2 separate regions of the Homo sapiens genome follow, and region 1 is linked to region 2. A link is a contact called in ENCODE Hi-C or POLR2A ChIA-PET data. All regions are on one chromosome and are shown on one strand. Each heading gives the region's core, a stretch centred on a gene start or an enhancer-like site at or near the end of the contact. The rest is flanking DNA. Distances are from core to core; before and after follow the strand shown. Region 1 overlaps CA5A (carbonic anhydrase 5A). Region 2 has its middle 28 kb from the start of MIR6775.

The links. Hi-C counts contacts between places; a loop is a spot of excess contacts on that map. ChIA-PET counts read pairs that join two places held with the same protein, here RNA polymerase II (POLR2A). Pooled maps may share reads with other maps.
Region 1: a pooled map shows a loop between it and region 2 (8-fold over the local background). The contact joins two enhancer-like sites. A Hi-C loop is called at or near these places in 7 of 37 single-sample maps with no recorded cell type and 9 of 50 pooled maps. POLR2A ChIA-PET finds 5 or more read pairs at or near these places in 8 of 52 experiments (H1, activated B cell, activated CD4-positive, alpha-beta T cell and 4 more).

The regions. Positions count from the first base shown.
Region 1 is chr16:87,894,661-87,900,896 of GRCh38, forward strand. All of the region lies in intron 5 of CA5A (carbonic anhydrase 5A), which reads right to left. Among named protein-coding and RNA genes, the nearest start is that of SLC7A5, 28 kb to the left of the region's middle. RefSeq lists an enhancer at 3,175-3,874. Within about 2 kb of position 3,036, at least 3 of the 41 ENCODE cell types and tissues checked have a DNase peak (open chromatin) inside an H3K27ac peak, as active enhancers do.
Region 2 is chr16:87,803,231-87,809,679 of GRCh38, forward strand. No RefSeq gene overlaps it. Among named protein-coding and RNA genes, the nearest start is that of MIR6775, 28 kb to the right of the region's middle. RefSeq lists enhancers at 2,691-3,634, 3,630-4,029, 3,635-4,576, 4,110-4,229, 4,280-4,419 and 2 more and a silencer at 2,428-2,766. Within about 2 kb of position 3,646, at least 23 of the 41 ENCODE cell types and tissues checked have a DNase peak (open chromatin) inside an H3K27ac peak, as active enhancers do.

The DNA.
Region 1 (6,236 bases), core at 1,786-4,285, 91 kb after region 2:
CTGAAGTCAGGAGTTCAAGACCAGCCTGACCAACATGGCGAAACCCCATCTCTACTAAAAATACAAAAATTAGCCAGGCATGGTGGCAGGTGCCTGTCATCGCAGCTGCTCGGGAGACTGAGACACAGGAACTGCTTTGGCACAGGATGCAGAGGTTGCAGTGAGCCGAGATGGCACCATTGCACTCCAGCCTGGGCAACAGAGAGAGAGACTCTGTCTCAAACAACAGCAGCAGCAGCAAAACCCACAGCATTATTGTGATAGAATTCACATACCATGCAACTCTCCCATCTAAAGTGTACAGCCTGGTTGGGCGCAATGGATCATGTCTGTAATCCCAGCACTTTGGGAGGCCGATGTGGGAGGACTGCTTGAGGCCAGGAGTTTGAGACCAGCCTAAGCAACATAACGAGACCCTGACTCTACAAAAAATACAAAAACTAGCCAGGTGCAGTGGTGCACGCCTGTGGTCCCAGGTAGTTGGGAGGCTGAGGTGGGAGGATGGCTTGAGCCCCGGAGGTTGAGGCTGCAGTGAGCTGTGATCATACCACTGCACTCTAGCCTCGGTGACGGAGTGAGATCCTTTCTTAAAATAAGTAAATAGGCTGGGCACGGTGGCTCACGCCTGTAATCCCAGCACTTTGGGAGGCCGAGGCGGATGGATCACCTGAGGTCAGGAGTTCGAGACCAGCCTGACCAACATGGCGAAACCATGTCTCTACTAAAAATACAAAATTAGCCAGGCGTGGTGGCGCATGCCTGTAATCCCAGCTACTCGGGAGGCTGAGGCAGGAGAATCACTTAAACCCGGGAGGCAGAGGTTGCAGTGAGCTGAGCTCATGCCATTGCACTCCAGCCTGGGCAACAAGAGTGAAACTCCATCTCAAAAAGAAAACAAAAAACAAAAAACAAAAAAAGTAAATAAAAATTGAAGGGTACAGTTCTATGGTTTTGGGTATATTCACAGTTGTGCAGCCATCCCAAGTCAATTTTAGAACTTCCACCTCAAGGGGGAAGCTTGGTACTTTTTAGCTATGGTCCCCACCCCCGCCCTGCTGCTTCTGTCTCTGTGGGTTTCATAGGAACTGAGTCATGTAACATGTGGAACATTTGTGTCTTGTGTCTCTCACTCAGCACGGCGCTTTTGAGGCTCACCCACACCGCAGCATGAGTTAGAGCTGTGTCCTTTCTGATTGCCAAGTAATATCTCACTGCATGGTCTAGCTGGGTTGACATCCCATTGCACGCTCTAGCTGGGCTGTGAAGGAGCAGACTGCTTGTGCATGTGGGTAACAGGCGGGTGTGCAGTGAGACATCAGTCTGGTGCACGTGGGTAACAGGCGGGTGTGCAGTGAGACGTCCGTCTCCTCCTGCCTGCCACACATCCCCAGGGCACAGATGTGCCAGTCACTTTCTGAGCAACTACTTCAAATCTTCAGAACAACCCTTTGAGAAGTATTTCTAGTTTACTGATGAAGATAGACAGACAGATATAAAAAACTTGCCCAAAGCCACGTTGCCAGTCAGGGCCACTGAGGCCTGGCCCGTTCCGAGGTGCGGGCTCTTCCTTCCCTCCCCAAGGCTGCAGGAATCAGTCAGGGGAGTGGCAGGCTCCAGCCATGCCACTGCGGGTAGGTTTCTTGCCAATTAAGCTTTCTGCCTTGGGCTGAGAAGAGGATGCCTGTGTGTTGCCTCATCGTCCCCAGGAGTTCCTGTCCTGTCTCTAAGATGCATGAGGGCTGGAGCAGCCATGTGGTTACAGAAAACTGCTCCCCCTCAGGGCCCCCAAAGCAAATCAGGGCCCTTCCTTTATGCATGTGGTGATCCTCAGGCAGCTAGAATGGGACACCGGTGAGCACACCAATGAGGCTGAAGACCATCACATCCATTATCTGAGCACGGATGGCCCAGCTACCTGTGGAAAGCACCACAAGCCTTTGCTGGTGGAAGTGGGTTGGTGACTTGTTCCACTTTTCTTTTATTTATTTATTGTTTTTGAGACAGAGTTTCACTCTTGTTGCTCAGGCTGGAGTGCAATGGCACGATCTCGGCTCACCACAACCTCCACCGCCCAGGTTCAAGCGATTCTCCTGCCTTAGCCTCCCTAGTAGCTGGGATTACACGCATGCGCCATCACGCCTGGCTACTTTTCTGTTTTTAATAGAGATGGGGTTTCTCTATGTTGGTCAGGCTCGTCTCAAACTCCTGACCTCAGGTGATCCGCCCGCCTCAGCCTCCCACAGTGCTGGGATTATAGGCGTGAGCCACGCTCTGTTCCTGGTTTTGTCTTCTTTCTCTTAAACAGGACCCCACATTTTATGAGCGTCAAGCCCCACCCAGCCTAACTCCGCCCTTGCTTTGTCCTCTTAGAGTCTCAGTTTCCCCAGGTGTACGACAGGCAGTGTGGTGGCGGTAATGGGCTTCCATCAGTGCCTGCCACGTGGGCGTGGGGCTCAGTAGGTGCTGCCGCTGCTGCTGCCAAAGCTAGAAGAGCCCCCACAGGGCACAGAGCCGTTCCCTGGATCCCCTGGACCTGGTGGGCTGTTTCCACCTCCACAAGGCAGCCAATTCCCCGGTAGCTCTGACTGTTGCGAAGGCAGGGAGGAGGGGGGACCCCAGCAGCCTGAGGAGCTTGCGGCTTGTCCAGGCATGGAGGGTGGGGACCCTCTGTGGGCAGTTTTTGCCAAAACTTCTGGCTATGGTGAGAGGGTCAAAGGCGAAGCCTTGAGGTCTCCATTCTGGAATTGTCTGCCCGGGGTCACCAGGACCACACTGGGGCTGTGCCTGCGTGCTGGGAGCTGAGTGCATAGTGACAGGTCGGCACTGGTAGGGGCCTGTGCAGATGGGATGGTGCTGGGGGTGGGGGTGGGGGTCCAGGCTTCCAGGCAGCGCCTGATGTGGTTTTGGTTACAGACACTGCCTGTGTTTCCCTCTAAGCTGCTGAAAAGCTCAGAAATGTGCAGCAGGGGCTGGAGCTCAGCCTGGGTTCTGACTGCATGCGGGAGGTGGGCGCCAGGATGACTGGGACTTCAGGCTGCGTGGACCCACTTCCTGGGTTTAAAAACGGGCTCTTCACCTGCCAGCTGTGTGCTCGGGCAAGGCCTTCTCTGCCTCTCTGAGCTTTGGTTTTCCTGTGTGTGCAAGACAGATGAATCACAGGCCCTGCCCCGTGGAGTGATTGGAAGATTCAGTGTGATAATTTATGTGGAGGGCTGTCGCTTCTTTGAACCCCTTCCGCCGAGGTGTAGGGTGATGTCCCCTTGCCCTGAGCCTGGGCAGGTGCTCCTGACGGGAGTGGTAAACAGGATGCCGCAGGAGCAGTGCTTTGTGACTCTGGAAGCCAGGGCAGAAAAGGACATCGTGTCCATCTGGCTCTTTCTGGAAATGCACCCTTGGAGCCCTGAGCACTGCATAGAAGCCAGCTGGGTCCCCAGGGAGTGACCGTGGCAGGCATTCCTGGAGGGTCTCTGCCGAGTCAGTCCCACAGCAGGGCCCGGACCAGCCTGGAACCAGGAGAGATGATGGGGACTACGTGACTCTGGTCTTTCCTGCCCTAATTCAGGACAACTTGTTCCTTAACTGGAGGAAACCAGGAAAGCAGCCCAGAAGCTGCAGGTGAGCCCGTCCCTGGGTGAGAACTGCTGAGTCCGCGGGGGAGTGGCAGAGCTGGGATTTGAAGCCAAGGCCATCTGCCCTTGAGCCTGAGGCCACCATGGCCCTGTCCTGCCCTGCACTGCCCACCAATCAGGAATTAGATTCAACCACACTTCTAGCATTTTCCATCACAAGGCCATCATTCTAAAATTTCATGGGCTCCCAGAAGGTAATAGCTCTCTCTGGGAATCACCTGACAGAAAGCACCCGCAGCAACAAAAAGCGATTTTAACCTTAGTGATTGGGCTGGTGGATTTTCGTTTCGTGACGGGCAGCAGCAGCCTGTGCCTTCCACAGCAGACTTGAGTGTGTGAGTGTTGGCCACAGCTGGGCCTTAAACTCAACTGCACATTTCACCAAGAACCAGACATGCTCCTTATTCCATTACATGGTGAGAATGCTGCTCTAGTGTGGATTTTTTTTTTTTTTTTTTTTTTGGAGACGGATTCTCGAGCTGTCACCCAGACTGGAGTGCAGTGGCACGATCTCGGCTCACTGCAACCTCCGTCTCCTGGGTTCAAGCGATTCTCCTGCCTCAGCCTCCTGAGTAGCTGGGATTACAGGAGTGTGCCACGATACCCAGCTAATTTTTGTATTTTTAGTAGAGACGGGGTTTTGCCATGTTGGCCAGGCTGGTCTTGAACTCCTGACCTCAGGTGATCTATTCACCTCAGTCTCCCTAAGTGCTGGGGTTACATGTGTGAGCCACCATACCTGGGCTACTGTGGATGTTTAATATCTCCATTTCACAGGCGAGGAAGCTGAGGCTCAGAGGTGCGCAGCTCAGGAGTGGTGGATCTGGGCTCTGAACCCAGGAGTCCAACTGTGGGGCTCTCTGATACACTGTGCTATGGGAGAAGCTCCCAGAAGTCCTAGGCTAGGAGCCTCTAGGCGAGAGAGTTGTTCAAGTCTCTTCCCATTCCCTGGCCCATGAAGCACAGACTCTTGCTCCCAAGGCTGGGCCTTTTACCTCCTAAGGTCTTTTTTTTTTTTTTTTTTTTTTTTTTGAGATGAGTCTCGCTGTGTCACTCGGCCTGGAGTGTAGTGGCACAATCTGAGCTCACTGCAACCTCCACCGCCCAGATTCAAGCAATTCTCCTGCCTCAGCCTCCTGAGTAGCTGGGATTACAGGCACCCGCCACCACGCCTGGCTAATTTTTGTATTTTTAGTAGAGATGAGGTTTTATCATGTTGGCCAGGCTGGTTTTGAACACCTGACCTCAAGTGATAAGCCCGCCTTGGCCTCCCAAAGTGCTAGGATTACAGGCGTGAGCCACCGCACCCAGCCTCTTAAGGTCTTTTAATTTCTCAAAGGTCTAACTCGGCCAGGTGCGGTGGTTCACGCCGGTAATCCCAGCAATTTGGGAGGCCAAGGTGGGCAGATCACTTGAGGTCAGGAGTTTGACACCAGCCTGGCCAACATGGTGAAATCCCGTCTCTACTAAAAATACAAAAATTAGCCAGGCATGGTGGTGGGCGCCGGTACTTCCAGCTACTCATGAGGTTGAGGCAGGAGAATCACTTGAACCTGGAAGGCGGAGGTTGCAGTGAGCCGAGGTCGCACCATTGCACTCCAGCCTGGGCAACAGAGCGAGATTTTATCTCAAAAAAAAAAAAAAAAAAAAAAAAAAAAAAAAAGAGTCTAACTCTTTATTTTCAGCTGAGGGGATGAGCCCAGAGATCAGCATCAGGACCAGAGCTCAGTCCGCGGTGGCACTTCCTCCCCTGTCCCGGGCATCATTCCTCCCCTGTGGTTTGCCTAGAAAATTCTGACTTACCCCATGGAGAAGAAATGCTCCAGAACCTTCCCCGGGAGGAAAACAGCCCTTGGGTAAAGGGTCCTTCACAATCAGCTCTTTTCTTTCCCACCAAGAGGTGGGACCACCTGGTGTGGGAGGTGGAGGCTGGCTGGGAAAACAACCCCTGCCCAGGTTTCCTCTGGCTGTGGAGCCGCGTGGAGGAAGAGGATGGGGCGTCAGAGCTCTCAGAACCGTGGCCTTGTGAAGTTCCTGAGCAGGCAGATGGGGCGGCAGGGGGTGATCTGGTCCCAGTCCCAGGAGGCCACCCCGAAGCCAGCATCAAGGCGAAGGCCACGTACAGATCAAACGTCTCCTTGAACCGCGAGGAAGGGCTGGTCCCAGCTCCATCTGGACCAGCCTCCACCATTGTTAACACAGGTTGAAGCCTCATCCGTCCGCACATGTGAGGCTTGCGTTGACTCCTTCTGCCCTGGAATTCTTTTGTATGCTGCTGAATAAATAAACTACATTTCTTTGGAATTTCTCCTTCTCCCTCAAAGCCTTTTCTCAGCTGATCTTGGAGAAAGGCGACACTGTTGTCCCCACCATCTTTTCGAGCTGCGCTGGATACAGGGAAGCCTATGGATCGCTGGGCGGAGAGCTGCGGTTTGGGCAGGTTTCTCTCCGCCCTTGGGCTTGGGGTCGGACAGGGACGTTCAAGGAGAGTGCTGGGTGGTACATGAGTCAACATTCTTAAATGTTATTAGTTAGGGATTTGAGGTTTTTGTTTCAATCTGTTTTAAAACAAACTTTATCATTAGTGAATACCATCACCCAGGACAA
Region 2 (6,449 bases), core at 2,396-4,895:
ATACGATTCTGGAAGAGTAGAATCCAGTGGCAGTGACACTGTGCCAATTCCAGGCCAGGCCCCAGGAGGCTGGCAGCTCCTACATCCCTTCTTCCCTTCTCTCAGAACAGTCACTCTGGAGCAAGGAGCTTCCACGTGAGAAACCCCACTACCCTCAGACTGCCAGGTGATGGGGAGCTCCAGGCAAGCCCCATGGAGCCCGCGTAGAGAGACAGTTGCCTAACTAGCCCCAGGGGTTCCAGCCCTCCCAGTGAGGGGCCAGACACGTGGACAAAGAAGCCTTGAGAGGACTCTAGACTCAGCCACCACCTGACTGCAAGTGCATGGGAGACCCTGCACAAGAACCACCTGGCTGAGCCCAGCCTGTCCCAGACTCATGAGCTGCTACACTATTGTCCTAAGCCATTACGTGTTGAGCTGATTTGTTCTGCAGCAATAGATAGCCCAAGAAGTGGCTTGGTGAGGACCAAAACAGGCTCCCACTCTAGGGGGGACGCATTGTTAAACAGCACTCCCTCTGGGCTGACACAGTCCACAGGAGGCTAGTGGACACCACCTCTGTGCAGGGAAGCAGAGGCCCCATCTTTGAGCTGGAGGAGGCCCAGCCAGAATGCACAGGGTGCCCATGAGTCGCAGGCTGGCGCCAGGTGCTTTTGTACAGTGAACAAACTGTGCAACTGTATGTGGTGGCCCTTCCTAGAGCTCTCATTGCAGACAGGAGGCAGGAAGAGTCTGATGAGAGCTCCATCACCGTCCTTCACAGTATCCTTACTGACTTTCATCCGCCCAGTCCACAGAGGGGCCCCTTGCTCATGCTGGGGAACTCAGTGCAGCAGGGACCTGGCAGAATGCTCAGGCGAAGGGAGGTGGGGTGCCAGGAGACCATGGAGAAGGGCGCTGGCTGGGCTTGGCAACACACGGGTCAGGACCTGACTCTACTTCCCGGGCACAGGGCTGCAGTCACTGCTTGTCCCAGCCTTGTTCGCCCGACCAAGCTCTTTTGAAGTTCAATGCCAGGAACATTAACAAGTGTGCTGATCTGGAACTGAGTGCTGCCTGACCCCCATCTTTGGCTCTTCTGCCCCGGATGCACCTACCCCACTCCCTGGTATCCCTGCCTGTCCAGAACTGCCTGGTGTCATTATCCAGCCCTGCCCCGCCCAACCTGAAGGGATTTGCCTCCCAGCCTCCAGATTCTCTCTCTGCTGTGTCCACCCTGTTCTGGGCCCGGGGGCCTCTCTTGCCTTCAGGGGCCTCTCTTGCCCACGGGGGCCTCTCTTGCCCACTGTGGCTTCCAACTGGGTTTGTGGCTGGATTTTCTTCCCCAGCTCCCCACTGGAGCTCTGCTGTGGGGCATGCTTCTCCAGGAAGGCCAGCAGCCCCTCCCTGTTGCAGGGATCTCGGGACCTTCTGGGCCCTCCCTGTCCTCCCTGAGCTCGGGGTCCCTGGTCCTGCTCTCTCGAAGCCTCGGTTTCCTAGGCCCTTCCCACACTGGCGAATACTCTCTGTATCCCACCCTCCTCCCCACCACGTTCCCACCACGACCCTGCCTGAGGAGGGTCGAAAAGAAAACAACATGGCTTTGACTGCTGTCCTGAGGCTTCCCGGGATGACCCCTCGACTCCACCTTTCCAGGAAGGCACCTGCTTAGTCAAACACATAGCACCTGGACAGACACTTTATCCCATATCTTGGGGTCTGATGGGCAGGGGCAGCATGTGGAGAGAGAGGGCGGATGGGCCGTCATCCTTCCTTCCCCAGAGGCTGACCTTTCTCGCTGGTCTCTGGGGCCTCGTGGCCATGGGGCCTCCAACGCCGCCCAGCCATGTTGCTGAGGGCGAGGCACCAGGCCTCTCTGTGGCCCGCTTCCTCCCATGTCATAGTGGTCATCATAGCCCTGCCACCTGCCCATCTGCCTGTGGCTCACCCAGCTGGGAAGGAACTGAGAGTTGTGAGATCCACACACACTCCCCAGGCAGGGGCTCTCCCCGCCCTGACCTTGGTGCATGGACCCCTGGCCTTTTTTTTTTTTTTTTTTTTTGAGATAGAGTCTTGCTCTGTCACCCAGGCTGGAGTACAGTGGCGCGACCTTGGCTCGCTACAACATCCGCCTCTCGGGTTCAAGCGATTCTCCTACCTCAGCCTCCCAAGTAGCTAGGATTACAGGCATGCACCACCATACCGGGCTAATTTTTTTTTTTTTTTTTTTTTGAGACAGAGTTTCACTCTTGTTGCCAAGGCTGGAGTGAAGTGGCACGATCTCAGCTCACCACAACCTCCACCTCCCAGGTTCAAGCAATTCTCCTGCCTCAGCCTCCCGAGTAGCTGGGACAACAGGCATGCACCACCAGGCCTGGCTAATTTTGTATTTTTAGTAGAGACAGGATTTCTCCATGTTGAGGCTGGTCTCGAACTCCTGACCTCAGGTGATCCGCCCGCCTCGGCCTCCCAAAGTGCTGGGATTACAGGCATGAGCCACCATGCCAGGCCAATTTTTTGTATTTTTAATAGAGAAGCGGTTTCACCATGTTGGCCAGGCTGGTCTCGAACTCCTGACCTCAGGTGATCCACCTGCCTCGGCCTCCCAAACTTACGGGATTACAGGTGTGAGCCACCGTGCCTGGCGGGCCCTGTGTTTTGATACCTGAGAAGGTGCAGCTCACCTGGTTCTGGAGTTTAATTGGACCCTGAGTTCTCCCAGTGGAAGTCTGAGAAGGCCAAGCTGAGCTCGATGGCTGTCAGAATCCTCATTTACATTGGATGAACAGGGCGCAGTTTCCCCTGCTCCGGAGGATGGTGGGGTGAGGTGGGAGCCCAGCCTGGGGGAGTGGGGGCAATAGAAGCTGTGGGAGCAGCAGCCCCCCAGGGGCCAGGACCACGAAGCCTCCAGGGACGAGCAAGGAGGCCGCAGAGGGCCAGGCATCAGAGTGGAGAGCAGACGCACAGGACACCCAGAGAGGCCCCTGCCCCTACCTCGCCCCCTCCAAGAACATGCTCTTCCAGTGAAGTCACTGCAGCCCCACTCCCTCCCCACACGGAGGAGGAGGCAGCTTTAGGGTACCTAGGACACGAAGGTGACCAAGACACACCACTGTGGTCAAGGGGCGTGTGGCTGAGGACGACATCTGTCAACCTCCCTTACCATGACTCACGTTCAGAAATCCACAGACATACGCATACATGTGTCGGAAACAAAAGTGGCACCGACAGTTCTCTCAAAGGAGCCGTGTTCTGCGCAGACACCCGCAGCCCCTGTCCAACATACAGCCAGGTAAAGCTGCAGCCGGGCCTCCCGGCACCCCAGGCCCCTCCCTTTGCAGCCGGGGCACGGCCCACAGCTCTTTAAAAAGCCCACTGCCTTACATCCCCACGCTGTCCTGCAGAAGACTGCAGTCAGGTCTTCTGCCTCCCAGAATCATTTCCCCAGCAGCCCGGCGGCGCCCACCCAGCCCCAACGGGGCCTGTCCTGGGAGGTGCCTGCAGGGCGGCTCTTGTTTTCTTTCCCACTTCTGTGCCCACGTGCATTTGTAAGGGCTCCGGGAGGAGGGGGCTTCCCTTTTCTGTGGGTCTCTTTCAGGTCCTCCTTCCACAGAGCTACACAAGGCCCCACTAATTGCTCTAATTGCCTTGCCGCCACCTGGTGCAGATGCAGCCGCCTTTCCAAACGGAGCTGCCGGGCAGGGCTGTAACTCATACTTCCTGCTTGAATCATGTCTGCCTCTTACATCAGCCACCAGCCTCTTTTTCATCCAGCATGGGAGGGTGCAGCTGGGGCAGAGCTGCCGTTGATGTAAAGTCACTAAGCCCTGGGGGCTGGGTTCATGAGTGGGATGGGAATGGAGGTGCCCCGGGGGCTCCTCTTTCTCTCCAGAACATGCTGCACCCTTTGTGGGCAGGTTGGCACCTGTACAATTGGAGATAATGGGTGTCATACGGTCCAGTTGCTCCTCTGAGCTGCTCTGACACGCACCTGCCCTCACCTGGGACACGGCAGGCTCCCCTGTGAGCCACCCCTGGAGGCGCGGTTCCTGGAAGCAGGGAGGGAGGAGGGCAGGGAGGTTGGGGTGGGGCCCTTTAAGGAGTCAGCCCTGCCCTTTAATCCTCACAGGGACGATGGGAGCCAGGATGGCTGCCAGCGTTTCGAGATAACGCCAGCCATGCAGGGCCTGGAAGGGGGAGCATCACCCAGGCACCTCACAGAGCACACATATGCAAAGCCACACGGTCCACACCCCAGCAGACACGGGAGAGAGGCTTCGCACCACCAGCTCCCAGTGATGATGCTGCCTGCCTGCAGCCTGGTGTTTGCAGCTGGACTTAGTTCTTAACCAGGGGATACAGCAATGTTTAGAACAGGGGTGTCCAATCTTTTGGCTTTCCTGGGCCACCCTGGAAGAAGAATTGTCTTGGGCCACACATCAAATGCACTAACAATAGCTGATGAGCTAAGAGAAAATCACAAAAAAAATCTCATAATGTTTTAAGCAAGTTTACGAATTTGGGCTGGATGCAGTGGCTCATGCCTATGATCTCAGCACTTTGGGAAGCTGAGGTGGGTGGATCACTGAGGTCAGGAGTTCGAGACCAGCCTGGCCAACATGGTGAAACCCCGTCTCTACTAAAAATACAAAAATTAGCCAGGCGTGGTGGTGCCTGCCTGTAGTCCCAGATACTTGGGAGGCTGAGGCAGGATAATTTCTTGAACCCAGGAGGCAGAGGTTCCAGTGAGCTGAGATTACGCCACTGCACTCCTGCCTGAGCAACAGAGCAAGACTCCATCTCAAAAAAAAAAAAAAAGTTTATAAATTTGTGTTGGGCCTCATTCAAAGCTGCACTGGGCCACAGGTCGGACAAACTTGGCGTAAAATATTTTTGGGTTGTCACAATTAACTAACGGGGAGGTTGCTGCTGGCCTCCAGTCGGTGGAGGCCAAGGATGCTGCTAAGCATCCTGCAATGCACAGGAAACAACCAATTAACCCCACAGTGAAGAATTATCCAGCCCCCAATCCCAGTGACCAAGACTGAAAAACCCGGGCTGGGAGAGACAGTGCTGCCATCGATTGCTTATGTCTGCCACTGGTGCAGACAGGGTGGTGGTGATGCCTGCAATCCTAATCCCACCCGGCAGACTGTCCTGAATGTATAACCCATCTCACCTCCCACTGTTCTCTCTGGGACCTTCACACCTATAGTCTCCTTTGCTCTGTGAGCTCCAGGTTGAGGAGAGGTGCTTGGACCTGGGCCACCATGTTGCACAACTGCGTAGGTTCTGCAACATGTTGGCCTCCTTTGGATTGTTGTTGTCTTGAGGATGGTTTTTATACAGGCCGGGAGTTGAAATCTCAAAGAGCTACAGGGCCCAGACCCAGGAAAGAGATGAGTGAAGTGGGCAGGTGGGAATGATGGTTAAATGCAGAGGCGTGCCACAACCAAGGGGCAACAGCCTTCAGCCCCCGCCACTTCCAGGCTCTGAGGATGGTGAGCCCCAGATTACTAAATCTTTCATTTTTTTAAAAGGAAGTAAAAAATGTGTTTTTCTTTTTTAAATGTGAAATTGGCCGGGTGCACCTTGACCTCCAAAACTGCTGGGATTACAGGCATGAGCCATCACACCTGGTCAGGAATCTGTTTTTTAAAAGATTTTAAACAATGTTCTTTATCTTGATAGGGATTCGGGTTAACAAGTGTATGTGTCTGGCAAAACTCATGAAGTGGTGCCTCGTAGGTAGTTTGCTTCAGTGTATGTGACTGTACACAAAGAAGAAAGAAGGAAGGGGTGGAAGGAAAGGAGAAAGGGAAAGAGAGGACCATAAACCAATGCTGAACACTAGTTGAAGCCCAAGTCCAGTATGATTTCCAGAGGTTTCCCTAACACCCGCTATCCCATAACTCAACCATTTTACCATGTCCTGTGCCACTGGTATTCTTTTTTTTTTGAGACAGAATCTCGCTCTGTCACCCAGGCTGGGGTGCAGTGGCATGATTTTGGATCAACGTTGTCAGCGGGGTCCCCGCAGGAGATCTGAGCACAAGTTCCTTCTGGGAGCAGGGAGGTGCATAGGCACCTGGATCATCATTTCCGCTTCTGGGGTGGCAATTCTCCTAGAACCTGTTCACAGCTGTGGCATTCGTGTCCTGGAACTGCTATCATTAGCTTCCACAAAACAGGTGGCTCTAACAACAGAAACTGAGGGTCCTGCAATCCTGGAGAACTAAAGTCCAAAATCAAGTTGTCAGCAGGGCCTGCTCCCTCCAGAGGCTCTAGAGGAGGCTCCTTCCTTCCTCTTCCGGCTCCTGGTGGCCCCCAGAGTCCCTTGGTGCCTGGCTGCATCGCTCCAATCCCTGCCTTCCCCCTCACACAGTCTCTCCTCTGTGTCTGTGTCCAAATTTCCCCCTTCTTATAAGGACACCTGGCATTGGGTTCAGGGACGGCCCCTCGGTAAGTAT